3 separate regions of the Homo sapiens genome follow, and all the other regions are linked to region 3. Evidence: chromatin loops called from intact Hi-C (ENCODE). Cell type or tissue: Caco-2. All regions are shown on one strand.

Region 1 (4,000 bases), 160 kb before region 3:
ATCATGATGTGTTTGATGGCAATCCTGGCAATCCTGTCCCTTTGCTGAGTACTCACTTTCCTGGTGTCCCTTCCAGCTAAGGAGGCCCACACCATGTGACCCAGTGCTATCCAGGAGGCCACAAGGGAAGTCAGATTGGAGGATCTGGGCAGTTTTCCTCTCTGATGAAAGGACCTTTGGACTTTTCTAGCTGCACCCTTTCTTAATGCTTGCAACGCTGTCACAGGGTGATGCCAAATAGAGCTCTGACTCTGGTGGTTTCAAAACACAGGCAGGTGGGACCTATGTACCGCTCTTTTAATCTGGCAGGCTTGTGACTGCTTCAGTAACAGAGCCAAGCAGAAGTGATGTGCTATGTAACTTCTGTAGCTGGAACACTTGCCTTGCATCCCTGAGCTTCTATGTAACAAGTTCAATAGCCCTAAGTGGGCCAGCTACGAGAAGCCCAAGCCACAGAAAGAAGCCAAGTGTAGGTGCTCTGACTGACAGTCTCTGCTGAGCTTTTCCCTTGAGCCACCCCAGTAAAGGCACCAGACAGTAAAATTTTAAAAGCCTCTACAAGATTCTAGCCTGCAGTTGTTCAAGTCTTCCCAATAAAAGCCCCAGAAATTGTAGAGCAGAAGTAATCCGGACCCACTTTGCCCTGTTTGAATTCCTACTCCACAGAATCTGTCAGCAAAACAAACAGTTGTTTTATACCACTAAATATTGGGGCTATGCTGTGATATAACAATAGATAATCACAGAACAGACTCTCTCTCTCACAATCCTAAGAGAAAAGCCAAGAGGATCACAGTGATGCTGACCTAGAACCCCAAGCTGACCTTTAAACGGCACCATCCCTAACCCCAAACTACTTCATATGCAAAATAATTACATATCTTTGTTGCTTAAGCCACAGTTAGTCAAAAGCATCCCTAAATGATAGGCTACACTGCTGCTCAGGATCACAGATTCAGGTCAAGGCTCCATCGCTGGCTTGCTGGTCTTTCCATTTCAGGTCTTTCGCACCCTCCACAAACTGCCATCGGAGTGAATTTTCTAAAACACACTCTGAGCCCATCACTTCCTTGTTTAAATCCTCGAAGGTTCCCCATCACTTTGCAGTGGTGCATAGCTGCAGTAGGCAACAGAATTATCCGGAAGACATTCCTAAAAATCCAAAAGTCTGAGCCATTCCAGTCCCTAAGAATCAGGTATGTGTATGTGCAAAAAACTCCCCAGGTGATTCTGATGACAAGTCTAGTTAAGAACCAGGGAAATCTTCCCTCACCTTCCTCTCTGCAGGCAGAATTTAACGCTTCCTCTTCTGTGCTCCCATGGTACCTTACTGACACTTTTCTTATCATATAACAACATTTTAAAAATTTCTATCACCCTTACCAGATAAGGAGACAACAGGGGGCGAGAATCCTGTCACAGAACATTGGATCCCCAGCACCTAACATGCTATCTTGAAGACAGTAAGCGCTCAAATACTTTGATGAATAGATAAACGAATACAGAAAAATAAACCCCTAATGTTTCTGCCTCCAAAGGCAGGTCTGTTTCATCTGAACATTACTTTCTGCCAACTGAGCAAACAAACCAAGAAAAATATAGACAACTGCAAATTAGACAAAAATGTGGCGTTTATCATTTACCAGGCTCTGGCTTGATCAGCCAAAGTGGCCTGAAAACCCAAGGGCCAATCTTTTTTTCCAACGATCAAGAAGCTAGAGAAGATACAATGGAATCTGACAGTGCAAATCACATTCTGAAAACACCCTGGTCCTATGACTTCATGTGCACCTTGCAAATACCTCTATGACTAAGCTGTGATTCATGCTCTCAGCAAATAACCAAGGATGACCTCCTGGAACCAGTCCAAACAGTAAGTTTTATCAAGAGTGCTTTCCCAAGAAAGCGACTTAGTTATATAACCTGCAGGGTGTAGTGGGCATGATCACCAGTCACATAGAGGGGGACAATCTCTCATTTCCCCAAATCTCTATTCTCTGAAACATAATTTATCCCAATTTCAACAGTATATCTACACCACATTCTATAAAATAAACTTTGTGGTCTACTTATTCATAAGTACACTGGGGGACAGAAGGGTGATAAGAACATATGTACTAGATGTCAGGCACTGTGATAGGTGCACCCATACCCTTTCTCATTTTATATCCATAAAATCCAACAGGTAATATTCTCTTTTTAGAGAAAACTGGGGTTTAGAGTAGTTAACTTTTCCAAAATTGTACCACTGGTAATGGGCAGAGCTGAGATTCAGACCATGTTAGGTGGGGCCAGAGCCTACTTGATCCACTCCCTCTTACTTCTCCCCACTCCCCCAAGGCCTTATCCTCTCTGTGCTCTATCAGATCCAAGAAAAGAGGAAAGTAACACTGCTGAACCCCATGCTAAGTACTTTCTGAGCATTAGCTCCTTTAATCTCTACCAAATCTATGACATGAATATTTTTCTCCCCAGTTTACAGATAAACCCACTGATACTTGGAACAGTTAAGGAATGTGAACAAGATCACACAGTTAGTGGCAGATATGGAATTTAATTCAAAGATCATGTTCTTTCCACCTCCCCATGCTGTCCCTCTTCTCCACTCTAAATATAAGTTTCACGGGGTTTTTCCCTAAATGACAGACACACACATAACAAAGAGAAAGAAATAAGCAATGCAGCAGCCCTGAAGGTCTTGTTAAATCTTCAACAGCCTCTTCAGAAGTAGCTACCACCCATCCAGTGCTTTTATGTCTGACGATCCTTCCCAGATGTGTGATCTCATATGATCCTCATGGCATCCTTGAAAGGTAAGTACTAACACTCCCAATTTCCAGAGCAGGACATTAAAACTAAGAGATGTTAAGCAACCTGACCAAGGTTACACTGCTACGAAATGCTTGAAAAGTGGACTCAAACCATGTTTTAGAGGCCAAAGCCCACCATCTTCACACCTAACAAAGAGGGTCCTCTCAGGGACCCTCTGACTGGCTCAGAAGAAAAAGGAGAACACAGTTATTGGAAAAGATTCCTTATCTTAGGGAAGAAGTTCTTTAATGTATCTGGTTCTCCAAGGCAGACTGAGATGAGCTAGAAAGACTTCAAACATCTCCTTAAGTCCACCCCCATCACGGAGTGAAAGGATATTGTCCTTCCACGATCCACAATTGGAGTAACACTGGACTCACAAAGCCTAAGTGTTGTTTGATCTCACTATGACTCTGATGGACCCGCCTGTGAGGAGGGTGGGGATCTGTGGAGAGTTTACAGCCAACTTCCCAATCAGGCCAGCACACATTCAAGTTTATTCTTAATTCCTGTTTATTACTCTAACAGATAAATGGGCACGAACCGTCATGCCCCACTCCATTCCTTTCAGAAAAAAAACTGGAGGGTTACTTTTCCACATCCACAGTCTAGAGGATGGGAAGCATCACATTCTCTCTGCAAAAAGAGCACGATACTTCTTGTTTTCTTTCCAGGGGAAATTAAAAACCTAAGAAACCATAGTATGGTGGCAGAAACTTCAACAATAGTGAGCTTTTTGTTTTTGTTTTTTGAATTATCATTCATTAAGCACATATATGCCAGATGCTATGCTGTGTTACAAACATTATTCCTCTTGGTTTTTGTTGTTGTTGTTTGTTTTTGAGACGGAGTCTACCGCTGTCACCCAGGCTGGAGTGCAGTGGCGCAATCTCGGCTCACTGCAACCTACGCCTCCTGGGTTCAAGCGATTCTCCTGCCTCAGCCTCTCGGGTAGCTGGGATTACAGGTGCCCACCACCACACCCAGCTAATATTTGTATGTTTAGTACAGACAGGGTTTCACTGTGTTGGCCAGGCTGGTCTCAAACTCTTGACCTTGTGATCCGCCCACCTCGGCCCCCCAAAGTGCTGGGATTACAAGCGTGAGCCACCACGCCTGGCCTGTCCCTCTTAATCCTTATGCAACTCAATGGGGATTTTTGTTGTTTATTGTTTTTTTCTTTTCTTAC
Region 2 (4,000 bases), 65 kb before region 3:
CTCGGTACACTATTGTCAGTTGACAGGGTGTTTTTTTCCTTTAGTACTTTGAATATATCATCCTACTCTCTCCTGGCCTACCAGGTTTCTGCTGAGAAGTCCGCTGCTAAGTGTATTGCAAAAGTCCCTTTTATGTTGTTACTTTCTCTTGCTGATTTCAGCATCCTGTCTTTGACATTTACCTTTGACAATTTTATCATAATATGTCTTAGGGTGGTCTTATTAGGATTAAATTTGATTGGTGGCCTATGACTTTCTCGTACCTGGATAATTGTATCTTTCTCTAGGTTTGGAAAGTTTTCTGCTATTATTTCTTTAAATAAGCTTTTTACTCCTTTATCTTTCTCTACTTCCCCTTGAATTCCAATGACCCATACATTAGCTCTTTTGATGTTATCCTATAAATCCCATAAGCTTTCTTCATTCCTTTTCATTATTTTTTCTTGTTTCTCCTATGACAGTATATTTTCTGAAGTGGTGGCCTGCCCCTCCACAACCTGTGGGTGTTTCTCCTCAAGTGGGACGAGAGACTGAGAAAAGAAATACGACACAGAGACAAAGTATAGAGAAAGAAAAGTGGGCCCAGGGGACCGGCGCTCAGCATACGGAGGACCTGCACCGGCACTGGTCTCTGAGTTCCCTCAGTATTTATTGATTACTATCTCTGCCATCTCAGAGATGGGGATATGGCAGGATATAGGGTAATGGTGGGGAGAGGGTCAGCAGGAAAACATGTGAGCAAAGATCTCTGTGTCATAAATAAGTTTAAGGAAAGGTGCTGTGCCTTGATGTTCACATAGGCCAGATTTCTGTTTGACTTTACACAAACATCTTGGTGCATTAAAGAGCAGTATTGCCGCCAGCATGTCTCACCTCCAGCCAGAAGACAGTTTTCTCCTATCTCAGTAAATCGGGTTTTACACCAAGATATTCCATTCCCAGGGAGGAGCAGGAGACAGATGCCTTCCTCTTATCTCAACTGCAAAGAGGCCTTCCTCTTTTACTAATCCTCCTCAGCACAGACCCTTTATGGGTGGCGGGCTGGGGGACATTCAGGTCTTTCCCTTCCCACGAGGCCATATCTCAGGCTATCACATGGGGAGAAACCCTGGACAATACCTGGCTTTCCTAGGCAGAGGTCCCTGCGGCCTTCCGCAGTGTATTGTGTCCCTGGGTACTCGAGATTAGAGAACGGTAATTACTTTTACCAAGCATACTGCCTTTAAGCACTTTTTTAACAAAGCATATCCTGCACAGCCCTAAATCCATTACACCTTGAGTCAACACAGCACAATTATCTGCAAGCACAGGGTTGGGGCTAGGGTTACAGATTAACAGCATCTCAAGGCAGAAGAATTTCTCCTAGTACAGAACAAAATAGAGTCTCTTAAGTTTACTTTTTTCTACATAGACACAGTAACAGTCTGATCTCTCTTTTCCCATTTTCAAATAACCTATCTTCAAGTTCACAGATTCTTTCCTCTGCTTAATTCTGCTATTGATGCTCTCTACTAATATTTTTTAATACTCATTGTATTTTTTAGCTCCTAGATTTCTGGGTTTTTTTTAATTGCAATATCTCTGTTAAATTTCTCTGGTAAATTTTTGAATTGTTTCTCTGTGTTTTCTTGAAGTTCCCTTTAGGGTCAGTCACTGGCATCTTATTTTGTTTGGTGAGGTCAAATTTCCCTGCTTATTCTGGATGCTTGCAGATGTGCGTCAATGTCTGTGTATTAGGTATTTATTCTAGTCTTTGCATTCTGGCTTTGTTTGTGCCTGTTTTACTTCAATAGGCCTGTCTAGAAGTTCTAAGCAGCCTGACTTGTGATTCCTAAGCCTGTGGCTGTTGCAGCCACTTCAGCACTAGAGGGGGCCCTAAGCCCAGGTTCATCACAAGTTTTGCAAGGGCTTTGAGGCTGACACAGCACCCAAGCCAGGATGGACCTGAGGAAGATTGAAGGAAGGTACCTAGGCTGTATAGATAAGCTAGCCAGGGACCCAAGCCCAGAAGACTGTCCCAGTGGCCTGGACAGACACCCCTCCCAGCAGTTCCCTGCACAGGCAGGACAATCCCCACATGTGGAAAGAGGGGCTGGAGCTGAGACTGGGCCCCCTCAAGGGCCCCCATGGAACAGAGGTCAGCAAACCCATCCCATTGGCTTAGGTGGGTGTGGGGCCAGACTTGAGACTGGGTCTCAGAATCTGCTGTTGGACAGAGACTGGAAAGCCCATTGCAGAGGCTCAGATGAATGGGTAACTCCTGTGAGATATGGGCAACTTTCCCTTTGGGAAGCAATTTCCCAGCAAGTAGTACTAAGCTGGGACCACAGCTGAGGAGGGGTGGAGACGAGCCACAAGGCAACTTTCAGGTCCAAGCTGCGAAGACCAACGTCAGCAGGCAGATGAGCCTTCCCTGCTGAGGCACTGGTGTGCATGATTCTTCCTGAACCCCCTGGCAGATGGTTTTGGTGGTAGCCTCAAGGCCAGTAGGGGCTGTTGCCAAGCCCCTTGGGGAATGAGGCCATTTCCCCAGGCTTGAATCTGGGAGCACAGTTGATGGGTCTGCCAACAGGGTATGGGTCTGCACTCTCAAAATCACCCTCCTAGGTCTTAGGCTCCATTGGGCTTCCACAACTTTCTACCTGAATCGTGAGGCTTCCACAAAGAGACTTTTTTGTCTGGATGGGTGAAGAATTCTTATTGTTGGGGGATAAAAGCAGGTGACCTCCTATACCACCATCTTGCTGACATCATTCCAACCCTAGAATCTATTTATCTGTCCAGAAAATTTGCCATGATTAAAAGGTCTGTTGTTCTTCTTCAAGTAGGCTGTGGTGGTTCTATAAAATATGTCCACAAATTCTTTGAAACTCCTCCCTTTACACAGTGGAGCCTAATTCCTCTCCCTTTGAATATGGGTTGTACCTAGTAACTTATTTCTAGTACATAGAATGTGGCAGAAGTGACAGTGTGTGACTTCTGAGGGTGGGTCATAAAAGATATTGTGGCTTTAGCTTCTACCTCAGATTACTCACTGTAAAAGAAGCTACCATGTCCTGAGGACAATCAAGAAGCCCTATGGAGATGCTAATGTAGTAAGGAACTGAGATCTCCTATGAACAGCCAGAGAGGAACTGACACCTCTTGCTAACAGCCATGTAAGTGAACCATCTTGAGGACAGATTCTCCACTGCTAGTCAAGACTTCAGGTGTCTGGAGCCCCAGCCAACATTCAGACTGCAATCTCCTGAAACACTCTGAGCCAGAACCACCTAGCTAAGCTGCTCCCAGTTCCTGACCCCCAAAATCTTTGTGAGATAATAACTTATTTTTGTTTTAAGTGCTTGTATTAGTCCATTTTCACACTCCTATAAAGAACTGCCCGGGACTGGGTAATTTACAAAGGAAAGAGGTTCAATTGACTCACAGTTCTGCATGGCTGGGGAGGCCTCAGGAAACTTACAATCATGGCGGAAGGTGAAGGGGAAGCAACGCACCTCCTTCACAAGGTGGTGGGACGCAGAATGAATGCAGGAGGAACTACCAAACACATAAAACCATCAGATCTTGTGAGAACTCACTTATTATGATGAGAACAGCATGAGGGAAACCACCCCCATTATTCAATTACCTCCAGCTGTTCTCTCCCTTGACATATGGGGATTATGGGGATTAAAATTCAAGATGAGATTTTGGGTGGGGATACAACCAAACCATATCACTGCTAAATTTTAGGGTAGTTTTGTATGCAGCAATATATAACTAACAGCATGTTAGTGAACATAGCCCCAGTTGTCTTGGGAGTTACTGAAATGAACACAGAAACCATTGACATAGTTCACCTAGTGACATCTTCATTATTCATCTCTAAGCAGCACATAAAACACAAACTTAAACCTTAAAATTTTTTCTCATTATACTACCAGAAATCATTTTTTATACCCCAATGACTCATACATACCACATACATACCATAGGCTAAAAAATGGCTCCCCAAATA
Region 3 (4,000 bases):
GGCAACACAACTCACATGTTTGTAGCTATCTACAGTTTATCAAACACATTCAAACGCACTTAATCACAACAGCATCCCTGTGAGGTTTTATTCCTGTTTAACATAAGTGAAAACTGAGACTTGGAGTGCTTAAATAATTTTCTCAAAGTAATAGACCCAGTAAGTAGCAAAAGCAGGACTCAAGCCTAAATGGATTAACTCTAGCTCAGTTAAAAAAAAAATTAATCCCAAATAGCCTACATCTAATAGCAGATTTTATTTTGCTCTACACATTCAGAGAAATTCACTAGTAATGAGCTATACAAATGATCCCTGATAGTAAAAATTGCAGATTTTTAAAGAGTATTCTCTCTCCAGAATTCAATAAATACTTCGCTTCTTTTGAAACGATTTTCTTAAAAAGGATACTTTAATTTATTGACACTGGGAAGCACATTGGCAAAGAAAGTCAATTTCTTTTACAGTATCTAATAGCTATTTCTATTGCCTGTTCAAACTAGCAAAATGTAACAGATGCTAGATTCCCTAAAGTACGGCGCTTTAGGTTACATTTGCAACAATAGCTTACATCTAAATGTTACATTAGTTACTGAATTTGTAATCTTCACAAATGTGTGAATAGTCAGTTGATCAAAAATAACGATTTCCTGCTACAAGAGAACGCATAGCAGAAAATGTTCCCAACACAAAGATAATGTTTGAGATGATGGATATCCCAATTACACTGATTTGATAATTATACATTGAATACATGTATCACAATATCAGATGTATCCCTGAAAATATGTACAACTATATCAGTTTAAAGATATAAAAAAAATTTTCTGTCCAAAGTTAAATATGTACAACTACGATATATCAGTTTAAAGATACAAAAAATAATAATTTTCTGTTCAAAGTTAAGCATATACATGGCACCTATGATGCTAAAACCAAGGGCCTTTAGGTCTGGAAGAGACACATAAAGTCAGGTCCTCGCGAATCTACTTCTGAAGGGGACAGAATCGGTATAGGCATATGACAGTCTAGAATCAAGACACAAGGGGTGTGGAGCGATAAAGAGCAAACAGGGAAGGGAACTAGGGGGACCATGGATCCAGGAAGGGGCTGGAAAAGCTACTTCTGGGCACCCCTGGAATCTGGGTATCCAGCTTCGAGTTAGAAGGGGGTCCTTCAAGAGAGCCTCAGGCGGGGGCTGACTGCCGAGAGTTACTCTGTCCTCCAGGTTCTTCCTAACAAGAAGCTACGAAGTTCTTATTCAGAAAAACGGAACACGACATCACACCCACGTGAAAAAAACGCTTTTAAGAGGCCAAGTCACTTTCACCTCCCACCAACTTGCCAAAGGCTGAAAGCAGGCGGACACGCCCCCAAGCGCTCTTCTCCGATTTCATTGGTTGCCCCGGCCTGCTCCTCATTAGGTCTCTCTCACTGGTCAGCAATGCCGCTTTCACAGCCAATTCTCAGAACCAATCATCTCCAACTATTGCCCCGCCTCTCCACCACGTGAGTGGCATAGGTGCCAACCAATAAAAAAAGAAAATAAGGATGTAAAGACGAGACTCCTTCCCTTTTTCCTCAACTCGTTCAGTAAATGGTAGAAAAGGTGGAGCAGCTGATACCAACCACCAATCCATGAGGGCGGAAAAGGATGATGAGAAGAGCGATGGGAGGGGGTGACGTGGCAGTGACAGGCGCATAAACTGAAATGAATGGCGGAAACAGCAGCCAATCGGCGATCAGATTGGCCGGGCATTCCGCATTCTCCCGTCCTCCCTGAGCGCTGGAAACTTCAGGAAAGCACCAATGAGCTTCCCCAAAAGTCTGATTGGCCTTTATCTGAACCAATCAAAGGTGGGTCTGGCGGACGCGTCCCACCCCAGGCTCTCACTGGGCGCTGTAGAATGACAGGCCCGAGAGAAATGCCAATATCCGCGGGGTCTTCCTCAAGTGACACTCAGCGGCACCAATCGACGTCCTTCTTCCCGGCGGCCGAGCCCTCCTCCCCGCGGCTGGCCGGGCGGGGCGGGGACGCTGCGCGGCGGTGGCTGATGCGGTAGCCGTGTGGGGCGCTCCGGGCGGCGACGGCGGCTCTCGTAGGCGGTTCCGGTCTTGTATCTCCAGGCGGCGGCGGCTCATGGCGGCGACGGAGCTGAGAGGAGTGGTGGGGCCAGGCCCGGCAGCCATTGCAGCACTTGGCGGCGGCGGCGCCGGTCCCCCAGTGGTGGGAGGAGGCGGCGGCCGCGGAGATGCGGGGCCAGGCTCCGGGGCCGCGTCAGGGACGGTGGTCGCGGCGGCGGCGGGAGGCCCGGGCCCGGGGGCCGGGGGAGTGGCGGCGGCTGGCCCGGCCCCTGCGCCGCCGACTGGGGGCTCGGGCGGCTCGGGCGCTGGGGGTTCGGGCTCGGCTCGAGAGGGCTGGCTCTTCAAATGGACCAATTATATCAAAGGCTACCAGCGGCGATGGTTCGTGCTGAGCAACGGGCTCCTGAGCTACTACAGGTAACTGCTTCCGGGGCGCTGTCGCTCACCTTGCCTCCCCCATATCTGCCAACAGTCCCAGCTCCGGCATTACCGCCAGCCGGCACCGCAGCCAGGGTTGCCCCAGGCCCCTTTTCGTCATCTGTGCGGATTGACAGCCCAGGGGTCGGAGCCCACTGTCACGAAAGTGAAAAGCCCCTGGACGTACACCTCCCCTCCCCTCGGGTTACCCACTCTTGGTGCCTTATCTTCCCTTCGCTCCCGGCCTTTCCAGTCATTAGTCGTTTGGAGAGCGTCTGTGCTTCCATTGTATTTCCACCAGCACATGGGTGCAATTATTAATTCTGCAAGCAAGGCACTGGTGTAGGTACTAAGGGAACACATGCAGCAGAACAAACCCGAGGCACTCCTCCCAAGGAACTTACAGTGGAAGTCCCAAGTTGTAGCTGTCAGTGCCCAGTCTCCAAAACTCAAGGTTATTCGTAGCTCTGGATGTACCCGTCCTTGCTCCCTTCACATTCAGACATAAGGGCATCACACACACAGGGTGGCTTCGGTATTCCGTCCCCTTTCTGCCTTATCTCTCCAAGACTTTGCATGTGCTTTGGCCTCTGGACAGCCCAGAATGGAGATGTGCACCCCAGTGCTGCTTTTATTTTTGCTTGCCCCACCTCCTCCCGTGGAAATGATTAAGTGTTTTATCTGGCATTTCTGTGATTTTTTGGTTAGTTAGGATTAACTTTTATTAAAAGAAGAATCCATGTCTTTGGTGTGATTACTTCTGTTCAACAAGGTTTATTTTGGACTGTTTAATATATATTTATGGTGACTCATAACCTGGCCATCACATGGCACGCTTTTGGGCTAAAAAGGATAGAGGAGTTAAGATAGGTGATTTGGGGACAGGGCGTAAACATTTCCTGAGGGCTGGACAATGTGTCTAGGTGTTTTATATACAGTATTTCATTATAGTATTTTGTTGACTCCCAACAACAACCCTAGGAGTTGGGAAATATTCCCATCTTACTGATGAGGAAAACAGACTTAGCATGGGCAACTTTCCCAAGGTTTTTGAGCAGCTGGGATTTGAAACTACTTCTGTTCACACTAATCTAACCTAAAACTCAGGTTAGTGTGAAATGAATCGGTCAGTTACAGAGATAATTGCTTATCAATAGCAAGTAATTTTATGGATCATGCTTACTATGTGTATTTTATGCAAAAAGTATAAAAGTCTCCTTTAAGGGATATTTTGCTTAATGACATTCCAATTGAAATATTTTTTTCCAGAGACCATCCTCTTTGAGACCCAAAACACTGATGTTGAAGAGCAGCTCACTCTATATTTCTTTTCCTTCACCAGGAATCATTCTGCTACCCAGAGAGTTAGGCTGAACAAGTCTCTTTTCCATCAACTCCACTGTATTGGCTCTTAGAGAATTTTGAGGAGAAATTGAAGGTGGGAGTTGGAGGTTGTTGGCAGGAACACATTTTTACCTGTCCTCTTACAGGGCAAAATGCC

Evidence for each region. Hi-C counts contacts between places; a loop is a spot of excess contacts. Peaks named below come from ENCODE experiments on the same cell type or tissue, not always from the same donor. Only the 100,000 strongest peaks of a DNase experiment are listed, where the experiment ranks them.
Region 1: it touches region 3 in a loop (7-fold over the local background); 1 of 110 quality-filtered maps calls a loop at or near these places.
Region 2: a loop joins it to region 3, with 6 times the contacts of the local background. A loop is called at or near these places in 1 of 110 quality-filtered maps.

The regions. Positions count from the first base shown.
Region 1 is chr11:59,774,484-59,778,483 of GRCh38, reverse strand. All of the region lies in intron 2 of STX3 (syntaxin 3), which reads right to left. Among named protein-coding and RNA genes, the nearest start is that of STX3, 21 kb to the right of the region's middle. In Caco-2, no CTCF peak of the experiment used is centred here; DNase peaks (open chromatin) are centred at 133 and 1,823.
Region 2 is chr11:59,678,607-59,682,606 of GRCh38, reverse strand. No RefSeq gene overlaps it. Among named protein-coding and RNA genes, the nearest start is that of PATL1-DT, 11 kb to the right of the region's middle. RefSeq lists an enhancer at 1,729-2,229. In Caco-2, a CTCF peak has its summit at 1,868 (motif pointing right); DNase peaks (open chromatin) are centred at 1,176 and 1,896.
Region 3 is chr11:59,613,802-59,617,801 of GRCh38, reverse strand. It overlaps OSBP (oxysterol binding protein), which reads left to right and starts at 2,028. Exons shown (of 14, transcript NM_002556.3): 1 at 2,028-2,499. The coding sequence starts at 2,138. LOC101927226 (a long non-coding RNA gene) reads right to left here and starts at 1,848. Exons shown (of 3, transcript XR_001748237.2): 1 at 1,627-1,848. RefSeq lists an enhancer at 1,566-1,655 and silencers at 1,856-2,155, 2,176-2,395. In Caco-2, no CTCF peak of the experiment used is centred here; DNase peaks (open chromatin) are centred at 1,441, 1,801 and 2,501; H3K4me3 peaks cover 3,193 bases.